Regions from separate parts of the Homo sapiens genome. Here region 2 is linked to region 1. A link is an interaction called in ENCODE POLR2A ChIA-PET data of the cell type or tissue named here. Cell type or tissue: OCI-LY7. All regions are shown on one strand.

Region 1 (8,000 bases):
GCCTGGCCAACATGACAAAACCGCATCTCTACTAAAAATATAAAAATTAGTTGGGCATGGTAGTGCACACCTGTAATCCCAGCTACTCGGGAGGCTGAGGCATGAGAATCACTTGAACCTGGGAGGTGGAATTTGCAGTGAGCTGAGATTGAAAAAAAATTAATTCAGGCCGGGCGCGGTGGCTCACGCCAGTAATCCCAGCACTTTGGGAGGCCGAGGCGGGCGGATCACGAGGTCAGGAGATCGAGACCATCCTGGCTAACACGGTGAAACCCTATCTCTACTGAAAATACAAAAAATTAGCCAGGCATGGTGGTGGGCGCCTGTAGTCTCAGCTACTCGGGAGGCTGAGGCAGGAGAATGGCCTAAATCCAGGAGGTGGAGCTTGCAGTGAGCTGAGATCCGGCCACTGCACTCCAGCCTGGGCGACAGAGTGAGACTCCGTCTCAAAAAAAAAGAAAAAAAAAAAAAGAAAAAAAATTAATTCAGTTAAGATCAATTTAATGGGTCACACTCAGTATTTTATTTTATTTATTTATTTATTTATTTTTTTGAGCTGGAGTCTCGCTCTGTGGCCCAGGCTGGAGTGCAATGGCACAATCTCGGCTCACTGCAACCTTCATCTCAGCTCCTAAAGTGCTGGGATTACAGGCATGAGCCGCCACCCCTATCCCTAGATTAGCTTTGCATTTCAGTCTCGGGATCACTTTTGAACATTATGCTTGCACTTTCTTAATCAAACATTTACAGAACACCTTTTAAAGTGAAGTAGAAATAACCAATGGTTATTTATTACATACTAGGTATTGCATATGCATTACCTCATTTAATTCTCAAAACACTATGACGTAACTACTATTATTTTTTTGTTAGAAATTGGGCAACTGGGGCCAGGCGTGGTGGCTCACGCCTGTAATCCCAGCACTGTGGGAGGCCGAGGCAGGTGGACCACCTAAGTTCGGGAGATCGAGACCAGCCTAACCAACATGGAGAAACCCTGTCTCTACTAAAAATACAAAATTAGCTGGGCCTGATGTGGCACATGCCTGTAATCCCAGCTACTCGGGAGGCTGAGGCAGAATAATTGCTTAAACCTGAGTGGTGGAGGTTGCAGTGAGCCGACATGGCGCCATTGCACTCCAGCCTGGGCAACAAGAGTGAAACTCCGTTTCAAAAAAAAAAAAAAAAAATTAGGCAACTGGGACATAGTAAATTAAGTAACTTGCTCCAGGTTATTCAGCCAGTAAGCAAGGTCAAGCCAGGTGGTCTGTGCCTGTAGTCTCAGCTACTTGGGAGGCTGAGGTGAGAGACTGCTTGAGCCCAGGAGTTCAAGGCCAGCCTAGGCAATATAGTAAGGCTTCAGATCTCTAATTAATAAAATAAAATATTTTTTAAAAGTAAGCAGGGTCAAAGGACGCTGGTAAGACCTCAAAACCAATAACTTGAACGGCTGTGCTAGATTTTCCCAATGTCTCAGGCTCACTTTTCTCGTCTGTACCTATTCCACAGAGTTACAAGTTTCCAATGAGATAAAATATGCAGGAGGGTTTTATAACCTATGAAGCACATTGCAAAATGGCATATATGATTTTTTTTTTTTTTTTTTTTTTTCCTGAGACGGAGTTTTGTTCTTGCTGCCCAGGCTGAAGTGCAATGGTGCGATCTCGGCTCACTGCAACCTCCGCCTCCTGGGTTCAGGTGATTCCTCTGTTTCAGCCTCCCGAGTAGCTGGGATTACAGGTGCCCGCCACCACACCTGGCTAAATTTTTATATTTTTAGTAGAGATGGCGTTTCATCATGTTAGCTAGGCTGGTCTCGAACTCCTGACCTCGGGTGATCCACCCGCCTCGGCCTCCCAAAGTGCTGGGACTACAGGTATGTGCCACTGCGTGTGGCCATGATTTTTAAATATACAATTAAAATGGTTTATTTGTAATAACGGATAATAGCATGAATACATAACGTACATATTTCACAACCACAACATTCTGGTATTTAAAAACTTTTTTTTTGAGACGGAGTCTCGTACTGTCGCGCAGGCTGGAGTGCAGTGGCGGGATCTCGGCTCACTGCAACCTCCGTCTCCCGGGTTCAAGCTCTTCTTCTGTCTCAGCCTCCCGAGTAGCTGGGATTACAGGGGCGCACCACCATGCCTGGCTAATTTTTTGTATTTTTAGTAGAGGCGGGGTTTTGCCGTGTTGGTCAGGCTGGTCTCTAATTCCTGATCTCATGATCCGCCCGCCTCGGCCTCCCAAAGTGCTGGGGTTACAGGCGTGAGCCACCGCACCTGGCGTTAAAAACTTTTTATTGAAATGTAATGTATACGGGCCAGGCGCAGTGGTTCACGCCTGTAATCCCAGCACTTTGGGAGGCTGAGGCCGGTGGATCACCTGAGGTCAGGAGTTGGAGACCAGCCTCGCCAACATGGCGAAACCCTGTCTCTACTGAAAATACAAAAATTAGCCGGGCGTGGTGGCACACGTCTGTAATCCCAGCTACTCGGGAGGCTCAGGCAGGAGAATCGCTTGAACCCAGGAGGCAGAGATTGCAGTGAGCTGAGATCGGGCCACTGCACTCCAGCCTGGGCGACAGAGCGACACTCCGTCTCAAAAGTTAAATAAATAAATAAATGTAATGTAATGCATGCAGCTCGATTAACTTTTACAAAAGTAAAAATGACAAAAAAAAAAAAAAAGTAAGCACTATTCAGGTCAAAATGTAAAACTACCAGTATCTCGGAAGCCTCCCTCTGGCAAATGGTATATGTTTTTGAGTTAAATACGTGGATTCGAATGTTGACATTTGGACTTTCTTCTTGCCTCTGGTAAGTTATTTAACCTCTCTTGGTTTCAACTGAGCCATCTGCGAGGTGGGGATAATATTACCTCATAAGATTATTTAATTGTAGCAGGGCGTGGTGGCGCATGCCTGTAATCCTAGCTACTGGGGAGGCTGAGGCAGGAGAATCGCTTAACAGCCTGGGCGACAAGAGCGAAACTCCGTCTCAAAAAAAAAAAAAAGAAAAAAGAAAAAGATTATTGAATTGAAGGAGATCACATAATGTAAAACATCTATCATAATGCCTAAATATAGCTGGCCTGCAATAAATGGCAATTATTCTCAGGCAAATGTAATAGGTGGTCACCAATGCCCACTTCCTGCCTTTCTTTCGCTCGGTTTTGAAAGTTGCTCTCTTTCCTATTCCGTTTCTCCTTCCTTTTCGCTCCTCCTACTGCCGTAAATGGCCTACTAGAGTTGTCGTGAAATGCTCCTCCCCGCCCTCCATGTGGCGAAAATGCAATCACGCTTGACGGCGCGAGGTGGCTCAGCCGCAAGATGGCGGCGCTGGCGGAGGAGCAGACGGAGGTGGCGGTCAAGCTAGAGCCTGAGGGACCGCCAACGCTGCTACCTCCGCAGGCGGGGGACGGCGCAGGCGAGGGTAGCGGCGGCACTACCAACAACGGCCCCAACGGCGGCGGCGGGAACGTTGCGGCGTCGTCGTCCACTGGCGGGGATGGCGGGACCCCCAAGCCCACGGTGGCTGTCTCCGCCGCTGCCCCGGCGGGGGCGGCCCCGGTGCCCGCCGCTGCTCCGGACGCCGGCGCTCCGCATGACCGACAGACTCTACTGGCCGTGCTGCAGTTCCTACGGCAGAGCAAACTCCGCGAGGCCGAAGAGGCGCTGCGCCGTGAGGCCGGGCTGCTGGAGGAGGCAGTGGCGGGCTCCGGAGCCCCGGGAGAGGTGGACAGCGCCGGCGCTGAGGTGACCAGCGCGCTTCTCAGCCGGGTGACCGCCTCGGCCCCTGGCCCTGCGGCCCCCGACCCTCCGGGCACTGGCGCTTCGGGGGCCACGGTCGTCTCAGGTTCAGCCTCAGGTCCTGCGGCTCCGGGTAAAGGTGAGCCGTGGGGTCCCGGGTAGGTACGGCCGCCGCGAAGGGGAGCAAGCCGGTAAGGCAGGGGCTGGCAGGCCTGCACCTCTGCGGGCTTGTTTTGAATTTCCTGGGCCCGCCTCTAGGGCCACATGCCCGCCCCTTTCTCTAGTGCGCGGGCTGCGCAGTCAAACCCCCTTCCGAGCTGTCAGTTCCAGTGAGAAGCTGAGGAGAGCTGTTGAGCAGAGGGATGTATGGGGAAGGTGAGCGCGGAGAGGCGGGATCTTCACGCTCTTGGTCCCTTTCCTTTCATTTGGGCTTTTGAGCCTTGGGCAGGTCCGCATGACACTAACAGTGTTTGTACAGTTTCGTACTAGCGTACTTTAAGTACTGTAAGTACTTTATTTTCTCTTTATTTCTTTAGTTCCTCTTAAAAGATGTGTTGATAAATACTTTATAGATTTTTTTTTTTTTTGAGACGGAAACTTGCTCTGTTGCCCAGGTTGGAGTGCAGTGGCGCAATCTTGGCTCACTGCAACCTCCGCCTCCCGGGTTCAAGCAATTCTCCTGCCTCAGCCTCCCGCGTAGGTGGGACTACAGGCTCCTACTGCCACGGCCGGCTAATTTTTGTATTTTTAGTAGAGGCGGGCTTTCACCATGTTGGTCAGGCTGGTCTCGAAATCCTGACCTCAGATGATCCACCTGCCTCGGCCTCCTACAGTGCTGGGATTACAGGCGTGAGACACCGCGCCCGGCCGCCATACAATATACCCTTGTAACAGTCCTGCACATCATGTACCCCCTGAATCTCAGCTAAAAGTTGAATTTTTTTTCTTTTTCTTTTTTTCTTTTTTTGAGACGGAGTCTTGCTCTGTCGCCCAGGCTGGAGTACAGTGGCGTGATCTTAGCTCACTGCAACCTCTGCCTCCCAGATTTAAGCGATTCTCCTGCCTCAGCCTCCCGAATAGGTGGGACTACTGGCACGCGCCACCACGCCCGGCTAATTTTTAAAAATATATTTTTAGTAGAGATGGGGTTTCGCCATATTGGTCAGGCTGGTCTTGAATTCCTGACCTCGTGATGCACCCACCTCTGCGTCCCAAAGTGCTGGGATTACAGGCATGAGCCACCGCACCCGGCTGAAATTTTAAAAATATATATGGGCTGAGTACCACCAGTGTTAAGTCTTTGGAGGATGCAGGTTCCTGGGCATCACTTCAGACTTAGTGAATCAGGTCCTCTAGAGGTGGAATCTGGGAATCTTCACTTTTGAATAAGTGCTTCTAAGGAGTATTGACATATGGCAGCTTGAGAGCCATGTGTTTAGGCATGGGCATTGGACAGACCTTTTTGTCTTTGCTGCATTTACTTGTGTGATGCTGATTGTCATTATTTTTTTAGTTTTTAATTTTTTTTACCTTCGTATTGGCCGGGCGTCGTGGCTCATGCCTGTGAATCTCAGCACTTTGGGAGGCTGAGGCGGGTGGATCACCTGAGGTCAGGAGTTTGAGACCAGGCTGGCCGACATGGCGAAACCCCCTTTCTACTAGAAATACAAAAATTAGCCGGGCGTGGTGGCGCATGCCTGTAATCCCAGCTACTTGGGGGGCTGAGGCAGGAGAATCACTTGACCCCGGGAGGCTGAGGTTGCAGTGAGCCAAGATTGCGCCACTGCACTCCAACCTGGGTGATAGAACGAGACTCTGTCTCAAAAAAAAAATTTTTTTTTTACATTAATATTGTCAGGAGGCAGGTCATTCTCATGTTGAATTTTCTCTCTCTATTAAATGAGTGGTTATGAGGCTTTTTTTTTTTTTTTTTTTTGACTGAGTCTCGCTCTGTCGGCCAGGCTGGAGTGCAGTGGTGTGATCTTGGCTCACTGCAACCTCCGCCTCCCAGGTTCAAGCGATTCTCCTGCCTCAGCCTCCCGAGTAGGTGGGACCACAGGCACGTGCCACCATGCCTGGCTAATTTTTTTTGTATTTTTATTAGAGACGGGGTTTCACCGTGGTAGCCAGGATGGTCTCGATCTCCTGACCTTGTGATCCACCCGCCTTGGTCTCCCAAAGTGCTGGGATTACAGGCGTGAGCCACCGTGCCCGGCCACTTGAGGCACTTATAATATCTATATGTAAAATGTTTGGTATGGATAAGTTTATGCCTCTGTGTATGTACCTGAAACCTGAGCCCCTCCTTTCTCCCAGCAACTGTTGTCACAAATCCATGCAGTAAAACTCATATACCGTATAAGGTATCAAAGGTGATCCTGAGCTAACAATAAATGTTTATTGAATTACCCAGTGCAGAGCTTTTAGCCAAATTAGTCTGTATGAGGCCTAATTTTTGCAGCATTGCCAGAAATGAAGTATTCATACATAGCATTGTATTCATACCTCATTGTAATCCGTAAATAGAAATGTGTGCAGATGTGATTGAAGGCCGGGCTCGGTGGCTCACGCCTGTAGTCCCAGCACTTTGGGAGGCCAAGGCGGGTGGGTCACTTGAGGTCAGGAGATCAAGACCAGCTTGGCCAACATGGTGAAACCCCATCTCTACTAAAAATACAAAAAAATTAGCTGGGCGTGGTGGCATGTGCCTGTTGCCCCAGCTACTCAGGAGGCTGAGGCAGGTGAACCACTTTAACCCAGGCGGCAGAAGTTGCAGTGAGCTGAGATCAAGCCATTGTGCTCTGGCACGGGTGACAGAGCAAAACTCCGTCTTTACAAAAAAAAAAAAAAAGAGAGAGGAATCTTTTTTGAATGTTGAATTTTGTGAATGAACTATAAGATGAATTATATTGTTGGTTATTTTGCTGTAATCTCAGATCTCTTCAGAAACTTGACCTAATTATAGATCATAACTGAGAAATCAGTAAGGAGGAAAAGAGGCCATCAGAGTAACCAAAGAAATTATCACATTTCTGCAGTAAAGAGCAAAGTGTACTATAATGGCAACTTACAGAAATTTCCAACAACCAAATTCTGATTTAATTGACAGATTAATTGACTGATTTAATTGACAGATGTATTGTTAGGTGGTGCTGTATTACCAATAAATACTTACGTTTTCTGTTTTGAAGTGGTGGTTATGGAAATTGTCTTAAGCATATAACTATCTTTTGAAGATATAAATAAGGCATGGTCCTTCCCACCCTTAAGTACTTACATTTTGTAAGGGGTAAGAGATGTATATAATGTGAAGGGAACACAGGATAGGATATGTTACAAGAATGTTACACAGTGCTTGGGTGGCCCAGAGAGCTGGGAATGTTACTGCAGTGCATGGCTTGGTCGTGGTGGGTGCCATTTGCACAGAGCATTGAGAGAAAGTTAATGTAGTTGTTTGATTTGCACATATCTTTTATACAATTTGTCTTTAACATCAGGTAGTTCCAGGAGAAATACTGACTCCTTGTTATTGTTTTTTTTTTTTTTGAGACGGAGTCTTGCTCTGTCACCAGGCTGGAGTGCAGTGGAGCGATCTTGGCTCACTACAACCTCTGCCTCCTGGGTTCAAGTGATTCTCATGCCTTTGCCTCCCGAGTAGCTGGGATTACAGGCACGTCTCATCACACCCAGCTAATTTTTGTATTTTTAGTAGAGACGGGGTTTCACTATGTTGGCCAGGCTGGTCTTGAACTTCTGACCTTGTGATCTGCCCGCCTCAGCCTCTCAAAGTGCTGGGATTACAGGTGTGAGCCACCGTGTTGGCCTGTTATTGTTATCTTAAGATATGGGTGTGCTGATGGGTTTCGGTTTGGGTGATGAAACAAGTGAAAAAAATTCCATTAAAAGATTATGGCTGGGCGCGGTGGCTCGTACTTTTTTTTTTGAGATGGAGTCTTGCTCTGTCGCCCAGGCTGGAGTGCAGTGGCGCGATCTCGGCTCACTGCATCCTCCACCTCCCGAGTTCATGCCATTCTCCTGCCTCAGCCTCCCGAGTAGCTGGGACTACAGGCGCCCACTACCACGCCTGGCTAATTTTTTGTGTTTTTAGTAGAGACGGGGTTTCACTGTGTTAGCCAGGATGGCCTCGATCTCCTGACCTCGTGATCCACCTGTCTCAGCCTCCCAAAGTGCTGGGATTACAGGCGGGAGCCACCGCACCCGGCGGCTCATACTCGTAATCCCA
Region 2 (8,000 bases), 310 kb after region 1:
CCCGATGGAATGAACACCTCCCTGTCTTCTCCATGCCCTTCCATCCTTCAGTATCTCTACACACTGGAGCACTCAAGCCCTCTCTCTCTTTGGGAATACTGTTCTTACCTCATTGCAGTTTTGAACTGGTTTCTAAATAACTGCTGCAGTTTAAGCCTTTCCTCTCCCATACAACTAAACTTTGTACAGGGCTAGATTTCTTAGGTTTCCTGCAGACTCCACGTTTCTTTTCCTTTCTGGTTAGGAAACCAGGAAATTCGGCCACCACTTTCAGGCCATCAAATAATTAGGGCCTAAGAGATGCTAGTCCTATTATTCAGTAGTAACAGTAATTGTCATTGTTGCCATGAACAGGGCACTTCCTTGTGGTAGGCACTACTGTATAGGCACACAGCAACTCATATCTTTACGACAGCCCAACAGGGTTATCGGTCCTTTACAAAGTAGTTTGGCCTATGTGATACTCACTTTAGAGGACCTGAAACAGGTTGTCATGCTCAGAGCAGCAGAAGCTGAGGCGTAACAGTGAAAGCCACGTGAATGTCATCTGGGAAAAACACGGATGGCCAATTCGTAATTCTTTAAAAGTCTTAAAAAACATGGCACCAGGCTGGGCGCGGTGGCTCACGCCTGTAATCCTAGTGCTTTGGGAGGCTAAGGCAGGCAGATCAGGAGGTCAGGAGTTTGAGACCAGCCTGGCCAACATGGTGAAACCCCGTCTCTACTAAAAATACAAAAATTAGCCAGGCGTGGTGGTGTATGCCTGTAATCCCAGCTACTCAGGAGGCTGAGGCAGGAAAATTGCTTGAACCTGGGAAGTGGAGCTTGCAGTGAGCTGAGATCACGCCACCGCACTCCAGCCTGGACAACAGAGCAAGGCTCTGTCTCTTAAAAACAAACAAACAAACAAACAAACAAAACAAAATAAAACAAAACAAAAAAACAAAAACAAACACCAATTAAGATGACAGAAAACAAATAGTTCAGGTATGACTTCCAATCCAAGCACACCTGGGTGGAAGTCTGGTCCAGGGGGCAGTTGTTTAGTGTGTGAGCTGCTTCTGATGTGGGCAACTCTACAAAAGCTTGTTCCAGGATAAGCAGCAGCCAGCTGGTCAGAGATACCCATGGCATGAAAAAAGAGTGCCCTTGCACTGGAGGGCGAGGGGTGAATACTGTTATTGCAGCAGCTCGGACCCCAGGCCTGCTCCTACACTCAGAGCCTCCAAGGCAGAGCTGGCTTCGTGGAGGTGTGATCTGGGCAGTGGCCTAGGGTCCCAGGTTTAGAAGGGTCCCTGCAGCTGATTTAATGCTCTTCTGTCAGGGGTTTCATCAATAATTTATGAATGAGAGAGTCTTCATTTTCATTTTGCAGTGGATCCTGCAAATTATGTAGCTAGCTATGCCCAAGACCTGAGGGTTTGGGGCCACTGAGCTAAATAAACAGAAGTACTCAAGAAGAAATCTAGTAGAGCTGAATTTCTGATGGATATCTTCTTAAAGACAGAAAGCAAATCCCAAATGGAAAGCCAGGCCATTGTTTGTCTCCAGGTCCCCTCTCTCTGCTACATCTTTGGCTTCTTGGTGGTACCCCCACAGGCTGGAAGGACTATTTAGGGTCTCAGAACCAGAGAGGAGAAGAGACTTGCCTAAGATCACACAGCAAATAAGTCGTAGGGCTGGAGCTAGAATAATTATACCAGTTTCCACTTACTTAACATTCATGCTAGGTGCTGTGCTAAACATTTATGAGCATTTTCTTGTTTAATCTTCACAACAGTCTGTAATTTACAGATGAGGAAAGTGAGGCACAGAAAAGTTAAGGCTCTGGCCTTGTGCGGTGGCTCACGCCTGTAACCTTAGCACTTTGGGAGGCTGAGGTGGGTGGATCATCTGAGGTCAGGAGTTCGAGACCAGCCTGTCCAACATGTTAAACCCCATCTCTACTAAATATAAAATTAGCCAGGCATAGTGGTGCATGCCTGTAATCTCAGCTACTTGGGCGGCTGAGGCAGGAGAATTGCTTGAATCCGGGAGGCGGAGGTTGCAGTGAGCCGAGATCGCGCCATTGCACTCCAGCCTGGGCAACAAGAGCGAAACTCCGTCTCGGGGGAAAAAAAAAAGAAAAGTTAAGGTTCTTTCCCAAGGCCCTACAGCAAGAAGTGATGGCATCAGACTTAAGCCCAGGCAGGCTGGCCAGGAATTGGGAACAAAGGGTCCTCATGGGGGATGTCATTTTCTGATCCTCCCTGGCCACTGGCCAAGGCTTTCTTTATTTCTGCTGCTTTTCGTAAATGCAGCAAGAAAGGACTTGCCTCATTCCCTGGAATCCAGAACACGTGTGGGGGCAGCCCAACCCAGGGTAGGAATGCACTATTGACCCTCTGGCCCTGGGTTATGCAGTCAAGGAGCAGTTTCCCTGCTCAGGCGGGGGATGGGGTGCAGTGGGGGCTGGGCCTGGAGACCCTCCACAGCCCCTTAGGGACTAAGTCCAAGGGTGCCTGCCTAGGCCAAGCCTGGGGCCAGAAGGGTCAGCCCAGCCTAAGTGGGTGTGGACGGAGAAGCCAAGGATGCCCTAGGAGCACTGAGGCTGCCTAGAAGGGGCTGCCCTGGCAGGGAGTAGCAGGTAGTTCTGTCACCTCCCTCCACCCTGCTGAGAAGACCGGAAGCTTCCTGGTTAAAGATAGGTGCTGGGTTAGTGAGAGGTGCCGTGGGTGGACAGAGGGGTGCTGGCCAGGGAGGCTGGCAGGTTCAGAGCCTCTCTGATCCCAGCAGCTGCTGCCCAACCCATGGCAGCCCCTTGGGTTGCGGCCTCCCCCTCAGTTCTCAGGTTCTCACCTCTCCCCACCCCAGGGCATTTGTGTGCAGAGAAGAGACAAACTCAAGTTTGTTCTGAGTTCCAGGATCCCAGCCACCTCCCTCCCTGGGGTGGCCTGCCTTGGTGGTCCTCCCTCACTTACTGGGAGATCCTCCCTCCAATTCCCCCACCCTCCAGCTCCCCCAGAAGCCCGAGCCAAAGCCAGTATTTGCGTTCACACAGAGAAGGAGCAGCAGAGAGGCTGGGCAGTGGGATGAAGTCAGCAGTCGCTGGTCTCCAGCCCCGAGTCTTGCAATCCGCCTCCTCCCTGGCTCAGTCTCCCTGAGAGCCGCGAGTGAGTGATGGAGTCAATAGCAACGGACTCAGGACAGACATTCCCCTCCCCGGACAACAAAATGTGGAATGTCTCCTTCTCTCCAGACTGGACTCTTGCTATCGGATTATCAATGAATCAACCGCCAACTATTTCGGGAGCATCAACGGCCCCTGGTTGAGACCATCTGACTCTCCACCCTCTGTCTCAAAGCATCAGACACACAACCACAGACACCGTCCCCAGCATTCCTGTCTGCTTCAGGAGTCATGTAGGTTTGGGGAGACAGGCTGGGTCCCGGAAGGTCTGAGGGAGGAGACGGCAGGGCTGAGTCCTGGAGGCCTTGAAGGTATAACTGGACCCATCTTTGGGGTAGGGCTCACGGAGCCTCAGGGACATCTGGCTGGACGCTGCCATCCACTGGTGCAAGACAGGGGTGGGGATGGGGGGTCAGGGGTAGGAGGAGAATTCATTCCTGGACTGAGGTTGAGGACACCCACTTTTCAAGGTTTTCTGTCTCCCTTATCATGCCCTGGGCAGGATCTTTGTTCACTGACTGTTCCCACTGGCTCCAAACGTCTGGTTAGGGCTATAGTCCTAGCAAGCGCATAGCGCATAGTAGGTGCTTATTAAAGATTTGTTATGAGTCTCTTCAATCAGACCTTTAGTTCCTTCAAGGCCTTATCCCTGTCAGCACCCCACAACACCTTGAATGCAGGAGGTGCCCAATTAACCCTCAGTGGCTGATGGAAAGATGAATACTCACTGCTCTCAAGCCCAAGGGTGCATGGAAAACTGAGGCCCGGCTACCCCACTGCCCCAGGACCCTCTTGATACCCACGGCTCTGCCCTCTCTAGTCCAGGCTTGGCCTCCGGAACCACATACAGGCATACAGGCCTGGCTTGTGCTGGGCACAGTGGCTCCCGTGCAGGCCTCCGAGCCTGCAGAACACCCTGAAGGGCGTTGGCTCCCAGCATCTGCTTTAATGCCCTTCAAAGAGATTTTTAGAAAAATTACCCCTAAGCAGTACAGTCTCTGGCAGGATGGACGCTACAGGAAACAGGAGCCGGAGCAGGAACGACCCGTTCATGTGTAATGTCTGGGGGGAGCAGGGCTTGGTGCAGCCTCCCATGGTGTTTGCTGGGAGCCCCTGAGCCTTTCCTTACCCCATCCCTCCCCTCCTCTGCGTGGGTCCAGACCAATCCCCTGAGCGCTGAGATGCCACGTAAACAGAGCTGTGCATGCACGCAGTGCGCACGCACACACCACTGCTTGGGAAATCCCCACATCTGGCTCTCACGTGACCCAGCTATGCCCAGAAGGCTGCAGCTGAGAGGGCCTGGAAGATGAGAGGGTCGGGAGTGTGCGGCTCTCTGGGGAGCCCCGAGTTAACCCTTCAGCACCACAGCTCGGCGGCTCTGTCTAATGCTAAGCTTCCAGAGAGGGGAGAAGCCAGGAAGGAGGCCTGGTGCTCAGTGCTCAGCCCTGGCCCTGGTTGCCTTTCCCAGCGTGGGAAGGTTGGGACACTTCTCTGGGCCTCACTGGTCTTGACCTGGGATGTGAAAGGGCTGCTCTTTCCCTGTCCTGTCAATCCTGGTCAATCATCAGCCTCTCGGGAGTTCTCACTGGAGGGAGATTCCTTCCCTGATGGAGGATATTTCATGTGCATCTCCTAGTGTCAGGAACCTGGCTGCAGGACAGTGATCCTGGAATCACAAGGAGTCAAGATTCATGGCCTCCTTTGTCTCCCAGGAAACGGCTGGGCTCTTCCTAACAATAAGGAAAAGGTGGGAGGTGGCTCCTGGGCCAACACATATTAATTAGAACATTTTAAACTTCAATAATTTTATTGAACAAGTAGCAATCTGCAATAGCTCCTCTGAAACAGAACCACACAGTAGGTGCTCCAGGGCTATGAAAGAGATGCCCCACATGGAAGACGTGGCACATGGGGACAGTGGCTCCTACCACTGAACAGATGTCCTCTGCACAGGTACTGTCCTCTTCACCCAGCTGACCCATTTAGAAAGCTCAGTAAATTAGGCTCAGCAGCCATGCAGGTCTGTGTGCCTTGCTCAGAGACCCCTACATGGCGTGGCCCCAGCCCCGTGCAGCACTTGTGACACTGTTTTAAAACTGCTGTTTCCTTGCCCACCTCCCCCATCTGGCCAGGAGTCCTCTGAGGACAAGGACCTCATTGTCTCCATCTTGGTATCACTGAGGTTCCATCACAAGACCTGTCAGATGTGCAGTAGACAAACCTAGAAGGCAGGCACAGCCAGAGCCAGAAAAGCCAGCTTTAGTCTGGAAGGAGCCACCTCATCCCAGAAGGAAGACCTAGTACCAGTGTCCATTCAGAAACTTGCTTCCTATCCACTAGCCTTCAAGGGTACCCTCCCTGCGCCCCAGGAGACAGCTGCCTAGTGTCCACTGAGCCATGGGCTTGGAGCAGAAGGAGCGAGCCAAGTCATGGAGGAAGGGTGGGGGAGAGGGGAGTTCCCCTGACCAGAACCCTGTGGCCAAATGCAAATGAGCAACTCAGAGCCAGCAGGCTCCAGGACTGTGTATGGCAGGAGCTCACAGGCCAGAAGAACTTGTCCCACCCTGACAGATCTGAAATGAGGGATGTTAAAATCTGCATATTTGCAAGGTCCCCCTGGGGGGGCCATTGCCAACATACAAAGACAGTCTTAGTTTGGTCTGTTGTCACCAGCCTGTCATCACTGCTTAGCATAGCAAGGATCTGACCCTCCAGCTGGGAAGTTATGTACCCAGACCTGATCCTCTTCCAACACTCAAAGAGCCTAAGGTGCTCCAGGGCTGAGCTGAGGACACCCTTACTCACAGGGATCCAGAAGCAGTGACAAGGGGGAGGATGGTGAAGAGATGGCCAGCTCTGCCTTCTCTTTTATTTTATTTATTTATTTATTTTTTGAGATAGAGTCTCGCTCTGTCACCCAGGCTGGAGTGCAATGGCGCCATCTCTGCTCACTGCAACCTCTGCCTCCCCGGTTCAAGTGATTCTCCTGCCTCAGCCTCCTGAGTAACTGGGATTACAGGCGCCCACCACGACACCAAGCTAATTTTTGTATTTTTGTAGAGACAGGGTTTCACCATGTTGGCCAGGCTGGTCTCAAACTCCTGACCTCAAGTAATCCGCCCAACTCGGCCTCCCAAAGTGCTGGGATTACAGGCGTGAGCTACCACACCCGGCCTGCCTTCTTTATGTTTTATTTTGAGATAGGGTCTTGCTCTATTGCCCAGGCTGGAGTGCAGTGGTGCGATCACCATTCACTGCAGCTTTAACCTCCTGGGCTCAACAATCCTTCTTTGCCCTCCCGAGTAGCTGAAACCACAGGTGTGTGCCACCACACTGGACTAATTTTTTATTTTTGTAGAGAAGGGGTCTCACTAGGTTGCCCAGGCTGGTCTCAAGCTCCTGGGCTCAAGTGATCCTCCCACCTCAGGTTCCCAAAGTGCTGGGATTACAGGCGTGAACCACCACACCCAGCAAACTCTGTTTCTGAGCACAAGGAAGCAAAGGGACTTTCTAACATGACCCAGTTGTCTTGGTGCAAGACTTTATTCTAACAATAAATAACAAAATACATTTTCAAGCTGGCTGCTTGGGCCACACATGGCAATGATGAAATCCAGGGGGCAAGGCAGAAAGAAGAGAGTCAGGGAAAAGCATGATTTTCCTGTAAACTTCTAAGTTTTATGGAAACTCAGGAAAAAAATATTTTTTTCTTTCACACTTCGAAACAGACCAATTCTAAAAATGCCACGTGCCGACTAAGTTACACACACCACTTTTCTGTTTCTAAAAGTAACTTTAGATTAGAAAAAGGTGCTAAAACAATAAGTAATGCACATTTCCCCCATGTCTTTGTTTTTCCGCCGGCTTTGTCATCACTGGAAAGGTTGCCTCTTCTGTCACGTGTCTATAAACCAAACGCTGAAGTGAGGAACCAGTGACTTTCTGGCCGTGGGCCACGGTGGGAAACATTTCTTTGCTGGACCACAATTTGGGTATTTCCTCCCCCAGCAACAAAACCTTCTGGAAATGAAAGGCAGATGGTGTCTCTCATCAGGTCAGGGCTGGGTAGGCCCCTCAGATAGCCATTCTCCAAGACTCCAAATGCTGGGCTGTGTTTCAGGGGTAAGAGACTTGGGAGTCCTGTCCTCCATTCCTGCCCCCGTAGCCCACCCTCCCATCTCAGGAGACAACTGAATGTTCTTCAAGGAGCAGTCCCATCCAGGCATCATCCAGGCACCATTCATCTTGGGGATGCCAATCCCCCTGCCATCTTGCTGCCTGTCTACCCTGAACATGGCCATCAACCCACATGGATGACCCATCAAAGACGCAACCCTAGCTTGATTTCAGAAGCCCTGGGAAGCCTGTCAAAAATGCAGATTGGCTGGGTGCAGTGGCTCACGCCTATAATCCCAGCACTCTGGGGGGCCAAGGCAGGAGGATCTGCCTGGCCAACATGGTGTAACCCTGTCTCTACTAAAAATACAAAAATTAGCCAGGTGTTGTGGAGGGTACCTGTAGTCCCAGCTACTCAGGAGGCTGAGGCGGGAGAATCACTTGAACCCAAGAGGCAGAGGTTGCAGTGAGCCAAGATCGCACTACCACACTCCAGCCTGGGTGACAGAGTGAGACTCCATCACACACACACACGCGCCCGCGCGCGCGCGCGCACACACACAAAATGCAGATCGGCCAGATGCGGTGGCTCATATCTATAATCCAGCACTTTGGGAGGCCGAGGTGGGTGGACTGCTTGAGGAGCTTGGGAGTTTGAGACCAGCCTGGGCAATATGGTGAAACCCTGTCTCTTAAGAAAATGAAAAAATGC

The links. Peaks named below come from ENCODE experiments on the same cell type or tissue, not always from the same donor. Only the 100,000 strongest peaks of a DNase experiment are listed, where the experiment ranks them.
Region 2: POLR2A ChIA-PET joins it to region 1 with 11 read pairs; 3 of 35 experiments call an interaction of 5 or more read pairs at or near these places.

What each region holds. Positions count from the first base shown.
Region 1 is chr10:103,364,653-103,372,652 of GRCh38, forward strand. It overlaps TAF5 (TATA-box binding protein associated factor 5), which reads left to right and starts at 3,324. Exons shown (of 11, transcript NM_006951.5): 1 at 3,324-3,896. The coding sequence starts at 3,338. RefSeq lists enhancers at 3,140-3,434, 3,187-3,426, 4,557-4,626 and a silencer at 3,557-4,096. In OCI-LY7, no CTCF peak of the experiment used is centred here; DNase peaks (open chromatin) are centred at 3,279 and 4,029; H3K4me3 peaks cover 2,721 bases; H3K27ac peaks cover 2,091 bases.
Region 2 is chr10:103,673,932-103,681,931 of GRCh38, forward strand. The region is part of intron 6 of SH3PXD2A (SH3 and PX domains 2A); the gene reads right to left. Among named protein-coding and RNA genes, the nearest start is that of SH3PXD2A-AS1, 69 kb to the right of the region's middle. RefSeq lists enhancers at 4,447-4,506, 4,517-4,686. In OCI-LY7, a CTCF peak has its summit at 6,217; DNase peaks (open chromatin) are centred at 2,646 and 4,410; H3K4me3 peaks cover 1,534 bases; H3K27ac peaks cover 1,461 bases.